Regions from separate parts of the Homo sapiens genome. Here all the other regions are linked to region 3. The links are chromatin loops, found by intact Hi-C in ENCODE. Cell type or tissue: IMR-90. All regions are shown on one strand.

Region 1 (2,500 bases), 920 kb before region 3:
CATGCATCAGTTGGGCATGAGTATTGTCATCACTAGAGGGAGATGCTCCATGGTGGGGCTGGGAGAGATCTCTATTCTATGTTCCCTAAATAACCTTCTCATGCCTGGAGACCTCCATATTGGAAAGAGGCTGTCATTATAGCAAACATCAGTATCTGGTCCCTTCCAAAGGCATATTTGCTTTAAAAAAGAGAGTGATTTTACTTTATAACCAGTTTCTTAAAAACAGTTTAGCATATGGACAGTGCCAAGTACCTGATTAATGTGTGTGTTCTGAGAAGATCAAAATTTGGGCTCTGTAAAGCCAAGGACTAGGCTCTGGGCCCTGGTGGCTCCATGGGGCTCTGCCACATGGAAGGCACTAACTAAGAGGTCAGCAGGCCTCCTCTTTAAATGCAATAAGAATGATTTGTGTGTCCTGCTACTACGGTTACTTGTGTGTTTTGCATCTCCTCTGTCTTCTCCTTGCCCCCATCTCCATCTAGAATGTAACATGGAGCAGTGTGACTCAAAGTGCCATGCTGTAAATGGTTTGTCACTGGTCCAAAACAAGATAAATCCAGAAACTGAGAGTAAGAGTTAGAACATTTTAGAGAAATTTGACAGAGTAATTAATTTCTGTTGAATCTGATAAAATATTGGAGTTTGCTTTTTATTATGCTGTATGTCTTTGTTTTTTCATTTCATTTTATAGTAATTCATTTCTACAAAAATATTGGTCCATGGTGAATTGGTCTTTCACCCCAGATAGTTTGAGAAGTACCAATATAGAGGGTAGGGATCCCTGTTTTACATTGATGGTGTATGACATTCAGTGCCTTTCCAAATGTTAACCTGGCTGCACAGTAGAATCACCTTGAGAGCTGAAAAAAATAAATCTTTATATCCCTCTATAGAGAGAAGCTTCAGCTCCACCCTCACCAATTAAATGAGAAGTGAGGTGGGATTAGGGTGTGTCAAGGGCATCTGCATTTACTAAAAACTTCCTTGGTGTTTCTAACTTCCAGCCAGGAATGAAATCCTTAATGTGGGTGGTATCCAATCAATGACCACAGGTTGAATGAATGACTAAAACATGTCAGCCAGCCAACAACAGGTGTTTATTACACAGCTGACGGTGCTGTACCAGGTGCTGAGTAACACATTATAAAGTCATGAAGCTTAATCAAGATTTTCCAATCTGATGATAAAGCTCCTATTACAAAACCAATACAAAACAAAGGGCACAGATTAATAAACCTACAATATTCACCCACAAATAAAGTAACATTTATGCACTATGGATGGATGAAGCCCAACTCTCTCTCTGTCTCTCAAAAGCAAACAGCATATTCAATAACATGTCACCTAATGGGAAAGAGATTTCCTTAGGCTGGTGTCTCCCCGTTGGTCAAAGAATCCACTAGATGTCACTCAAGGTCCCTCAAGGTTCCCTTTCACAGACTGCGTGGTCTTTAATTTTACATCAGATCATTTTCCTCACCAAACTTTGTCCCCACAGTCCAAGGCTCCTAATGGAAACCATGCAAAATGTAAGGCACAGAACATGCTGGTTGTTTGATCTCCTTCCATGGCTTTCCGTAGTACTCTAGGGCCACACCATTCATGCATCTATTCAAGAACAGTAACTGAGGGCTGATGTTCTACGACACATTAGTTTAAGCTGCGGTGGAATCATGATGAGTGAAAATAGCCTTGGTTCTGTCCTCACGGAGTTTACAGTTTAATCTATGAAAGCACTCTTCATTCTAATTTGTGTTGTTTATTTATTTATTAGTTCTCCCTTCAGACCAGAAGCTCTCAAACTTTTTTGGCCGCCACATCCAAGTAAGAAAGAGATTTTATATTGCAATTTATATTCACACAAATGCTCAAACACATAACCAAAGTTAAAGTTTCACAGTACAATGCTTATCTTCATGTTGTGTGATACACTCTGATATTTTCTAGTCTATTCCAGTTCCTTTTTTTTTTCAAAATGCTAGTCATGATCCACCAAATTGATTTCACAATCCACTAATAAGTCACAATCCTAAGAATAAAAAATACTTGACTAGAGGGCAATGGTAACCTCTTGTGCCTAGCAAATAGTAAATGAGCAATATATTTTTTTAAATGAATGAAAATTATGAGGACTAATTTGCATTAATGTTTACATTAAGAAGAAATAGATACAGATTAAGTGGTTTATAATATGTATAATCAGTGTCCTAAGAACACATTTCTATATACACATTACATTCTATATACGCAATTATAATGGATAATTTTTTTCAGATAATCTATACCAGCTATACTAGGTACACTATATATGCTGTCAATGTAATTTATTATTTCAGTCACAATCAAGGACTCACATATTTTAAATTCACATAATTAAAAATATGTTCATCTTGGAAAAAGAAGTCATAAGCAGCAATGAACTCTTTCAGATATTAAAACTCATTATAAATTCCAATAGTAAAAGAGCCTGGGATTAGAGACCACAGCAACAGAATAA
Region 2 (2,500 bases), 970 kb before region 3:
CTGGGCGGGAGACCGGGAGTTTTATTATTACTGAAGTCAGTCTCTATTATTACTAAAATCAGAGTTTTTAAAGATAATTTGGCAGATAGGAAGGCTTGGGAAGTGGGGAGTGCTGATTGGTCAGATTGGAGAGGGAATCAGAGAGGATCAAAGTGAGCTTTTCTTGCTGTCTTCTGTTCCTGGGTGGGACAGCAGAACAGGTTGAGTCAGATTACCGGTCTAGTTTCTCAGCTGATCCATCCAGTGCAGGGTCTGCAGAATATCTCAAGCACGGATCTTAGGTTTTACAGTAGTGATGTTATCCTCAGGAGCAATTTGGGGAAGTTCAGACTCTTGGAGCCGGAGGCTGCATGACCCCTAAACTGTAATTTCTAATCTTGTAGCTAATTTGTTAGTCCTGCAAAGCCAGGCTGGTCCCCAGGCAAGAACTGATTTTGTTTCATAGCCAAACCATGAACTGAATTCCTTCCCAAAGTTAGTTTGGCCTATGCCCAGGAATGAACAAGGACAGCTTAAATGTTAGAAGCAAGATGGAGTCGGTTAGGTCTGATTTCTTTCACTGTCATCATTTCCTCAGTTATAATATTGCAAAGGCAGTTTCACCAATGTAACAAGTGAAGGGGTCCCACCATCAGGAATGTGGGGCCTCTCATGGGGACTCCTTGGCTGCTGGCTGCTGGCTGCTGGCTGCTGCCCAGGAACATCTCAGCAGTGAGTGAGATGGTGCTTATGAGGACAGATGACAAAGAGGATTGGTGGCTCCTATGTCTTGGCACTACATAAGAGTTCCTTTGTTCACCCACCTTGCTCTAGGACATAATCCCAGGGAAAGGGCAGGAGAGAACCCTGAAATGACTAAAATTAAGTTACTACCACTTTTTGATGGAATTGGAGTTCAAAATAAAAATGTAAAAATTAATGCAAAATAAAGTTACTTTTCTTATTCACCTGAGTCAGAGACAAGCAAAAATGCCATGGGATCAGGGGAAAAGGGCATAAAGATTGCACTGGGTGGTTGGGGAGTGTGATTGCAGAAGGCTTCCTGGAGGAGGTGAGGCTGAATTGAACATTTTAAGGTTCTTGATATGTATGCCGATTTAAATTTCCAATAGTGTCAGACCTCCTGCTCTAACCAAAACAGTCCTCTATCCCAGGGATGTCATCCCTTGGATGCTCAAAGCCCTGTGGGAACTTCTCAGGGGGCTGGTACCAGAGCCTGGGTGCATACTATCCTCAGAGTGGCCAATTCCTGTGACCGGGCAGGAGCCCGCTGGGCACTGTTTCCCGCAGATGCCCTATCTGGCCAGCAGGGGGAGCAAGCTCACCGTGGCCCAGGGCGTGGCCGGCTCAGCAGGAGCCCCCGGGAGAAGGGCCGGTGGAAGCCCAGAGAGCTAGGAGCGCCTCCTCGCTTTACTAGCCTGCTAGGGAGTGGCACCTTTGTCACCGTTAGACTTTTATCCCTCAGCCCTCAGCCCTGGGCCCAGCCCTGCATTTTCCTCTAGAACAGTTCTTTTGGGTGCTACTCCTGACTTGTAACTGGACAAAGAAAGTAGGAGTTGATGGCACATCATGGTTTCCAGGGACCTCTTGGGACAGCTGGGAGCGAGGCTGGGCCTCTGGGGTTTCTCGCCTGAACTCTCCAAGCCTGTGGCCTGTGGAGAGGCCCCATCCACTGAGTCATGTAAAATGGCAGATGTTGACAAATAATTATGGGCAAAGATGCCCATCACACTCATTGAGCAGGGGCCATTCCAAATGTCCCTTCATACTACTACTGATAATAACTTGTAGTCCCACCGTATGATGAAATGTCATTTAGCAGTTAAAAACCCTGGCGTCCAGGGATATTTAATGACATGGGATAGTGCTCACATATAATGTGGATGTTTTTCTCCATTCGTTCTTCCAGAATCATGCTCTGCCCTGCCCCGCACCCCAGGAGGTTGGTCCCATGCTCCGGATCACCCCGACTCCCTTCCCCTCTGGCTCCAAGCTGGATTCAGCCCACAGGAGACACCAGCAGAAGATGGAAGGCTGGGAGGAGAGGCTGGGATCTGTCTCCTCCACTCTCTGCCTGTCTCAGGGCCTCCAGGACTGCAGCTTCCACTGGGCAGCCTCCCCTTGATCCTAAGGGTGGTAACAGCTTCCTGCTATTGCCAGCTGCTGGGTGCCTCAACATCCTTTGTTGGTTTCCTTAAACTTGTCCACATCTCTGTAAATCATCCTTTACTAAATAGCCCTTCATCTGAAGCATCAGTATGAATGCCATTCCTGCCAGGACTCTGACCAATGCACATGGTAAGTGAAAAGAGAAAAATACAGAACTTTGTATTTAAAAAAAGGCAGATACTTTATCTGTATTATTTCACTAAACCCTCACAGCAATGCAGTGGAATGCAGCCGAAAGGAGTGTTGACACCAGATTCAAATTTAGAAAGCATTTGAAAGCATGGTCTAATAATGTCTCCATGGAAGAGGAAGAACATGCTGACAAAGGAAG
Region 3 (2,500 bases):
GCACCTCTCATGCTGATTTCCACAGAGGGCGAGGCTGTGCCGGCCAGAAACGTGGGTCTAGGATGCTTGGCAGATGCATTCCCTGTTGTAATTCATGGAATTCTGGAAGCCCTTGGGCCAGCAGGTGACACGGTGCCTTCCTCCAGGGCGCCTGCAACACTCACCTTGACCGATGGTTTTCCCTTGCGACCTGTCTGGCCCTGCCTTCACAGGGTGTCCAAAGGAGTCAGGCACCAGCACCCCCTCGAGAGAGGGCCACCACGTGTCAGAGGCTGGCATGCACCGTGGAGAAAAATGAGATGAGAATGAAGTTGGGGGTGTGAGGACTGCATGTTCAGTGATATCGTGTGATCAAAGGAGATGCCTGCGACCATTTAAAAAGGGGACTTCCCGCTTCTGATAGGACCCGGGACCATTCAGGGGGTTTCATTCTTATTAAATATTTTTGCCTTTTTCATAAAAGGCACTCGCCCACAGAGGGGTCTGTAAAAAAATCAATTCTGTCCGGGCTGCTAAGTGTAAGACGACCCCCTTACTGTCCTTTAAAAGCAAGGAGCTTCTCTTTATCACATATAGTCAGGCCCTGACTCACTTCCCAAGCCCAGTCTGAACCAGGCCAGGCATGGGGGAAGCCGGCGGGTGCAGGGGAGTGGAGGGAAAGGGGAGAGCCGGCCCCAGGAACCTGGTGACAGTGGGGACGGCCGCCCTCAGTCATGCCCGCTCCTTCCCTGGGCCCACGTGACCATCCTTCTCTGTGAGCTCGAGGACACCCCGTCAGCCCCACGGGGTGCGGCTTACCAAGAAGGGGGTGGACACCCCTGCGTGGCAGGCACCGGCCTGTCCCTGCTGCCATACCCAGGTAATGACCGAGACAAGAATAGTCTCGGTAGAAGGGAGGGAGGCCGCCAGACAGCCCAGCCGAGGCCAGAGCCGGTTCTTGGGGAGTAACACCCCCCTCTACCGGCCACCTCGGACTTTACAGGCAGGAATTGCAGAATCCGTTGCATTTTCACAACAATAACTGAGACGTGCAAACCTCTCCTCCAGCTCCCGCAGATTGGAAAGGATGAAAGCGAGGATGGCCTGACCCACCCGCTTTAAGGAATTAGAAACTCAGTGTAAATCCCCAGGGGCATGTCGACACCCCAAAGTTCATCAGGAGGAAAGGAACCCCCATTTTAGACAAAGAGGCCAGAGCTTGTGCAGAGGGAGTGGCCCAGAGGTCGACAGTATCTGGGAGCATGCTTAGCCGGGCCCTGTGGACACACATTTGGACCTACGCAAAAGTTATCTTTGCTTTGCCAAGGATCTCTTTAAATTCTGAGTCTTTTCCCAAGAAAGCAAACTTGACTCCGACCAAGCCTCCAAATCCAATGACCCGTTAAAGAAAAGACAGGGCAGGGGGATGGGTGACGCTCCACTTTGCAGGTTCAATCAGCAAAGTCCCAATGGTAGGAAGCTCCACAGGACAGACTGCCAGTTTCTCCAACAACTCAGTGACACAGGGGAAATGGAAGCGTGGAGGGGAATATTTGGATTAGAAGAGACTTTAGGGTGGAGTGATTCCTAGATTATATCGTTAAATACAAAAGCAAAGTGCTAAAGAATATCTGTAACATGCTACTTTTCATCGAAGGAAGAGGGGAAGGAAAATAAAATATACGAAACCTGTTCTTTTGTGAAGAAGAAACAGAGGAAGGATAAATCAGAAACCAATAAGACGGGTTGCCTGTCGGGGGTGGTTCCTCGAGGGTGTGGGCATAGGTAGGAAAAGGGTGGATGATGGGAATGACACAGAAGAATTAGAGGGAGTGACACTGTGTATACCTTTTGAATCGTTCTGACTTTTAGAATCATGTGCATATTTCATGTACTAGATTAAAAATTTTTTTTAATGAGAGGAAACCCAAAATAGAATACAAACAGAAATAAGTGGCACTAATAGTTTTACAAATGATTTATATACTTCCACTGAAAAGATGGGGGAACTAACCTAAGAAACTTTGGAAAACAGTGTTTTTATTGCATCCTCAAAGGCTAAAAATGAAAAGACGTATATACACATATCATACCATGACTAGTTGGTCAATTTTTCACAAGGGTATGGGTCACTGATTCTGAAACTATTTTACATGCCTTCTGGAACTGAGCAAATCAGTCAATAGATGATGGATAAGGAGATCAAAGATACACCAAGACGGAGAACCCTGTGATACTGGATTAGAATTAGGGGTGTCAGTAAGAACTCGTGGTTTTTAATGTGTATACAGGTGTGTGTGTGTGTGTGTGTGTGTGTGTGTGTGTGTGTGTGTGTATTTCCTAGTCTAGCTGCTGGGAGTGCCTAGAGGTAATGAGAGCCTGGTGGCAATGAGCACAGCCAGCACCCAGATCTTGATTTCTAAACACCAGTCTCAATACAACAAACCAGGGCTTCCAAGAGAAACAGCTCGTTCCAGGGCCAGGTCAGAGAAAGGACAGGAGGAGTCGGCAGCATCTCTTG

Evidence for each region. A loop is a pair of places that touch in the nucleus more often than their neighbours do. Peaks named below come from ENCODE experiments on the same cell type or tissue, not always from the same donor. Only the 100,000 strongest peaks of a DNase experiment are listed, where the experiment ranks them.
Region 1: a loop joins it to region 3, with 5 times the contacts of the local background. A loop is called at or near these places in 8 of 110 quality-filtered maps.
Region 2: it touches region 3 in a loop (6-fold over the local background); 12 of 110 quality-filtered maps call a loop at or near these places.

Annotation. Positions count from the first base shown.
Region 1 is chr2:119,752,134-119,754,633 of GRCh38, forward strand. The region is part of intron 1 of LOC101927764 (a long non-coding RNA gene); the gene reads right to left. Among named protein-coding and RNA genes, the nearest start is that of PTPN4, 6.5 kb to the right of the region's middle. In IMR-90, a CTCF peak has its summit at 1,403 (motif pointing right); no DNase peak of the experiment used is centred here.
Region 2 is chr2:119,701,711-119,704,210 of GRCh38, forward strand. It overlaps a transcript of TMEM177 not described here. Among named protein-coding and RNA genes, the nearest start is that of TMEM177, 24 kb to the left of the region's middle. RefSeq lists enhancers at 1-163, 164-769, 1,377-1,981. In IMR-90, a CTCF peak has its summit at 1,309 (motif pointing right); no DNase peak of the experiment used is centred here.
Region 3 is chr2:120,674,761-120,677,260 of GRCh38, forward strand. No RefSeq gene overlaps it. Among named protein-coding and RNA genes, the nearest start is that of GLI2, 60 kb to the right of the region's middle. In IMR-90, a CTCF peak has its summit at 955 (motif pointing left); no DNase peak of the experiment used is centred here; H3K27me3 peaks cover 930 bases.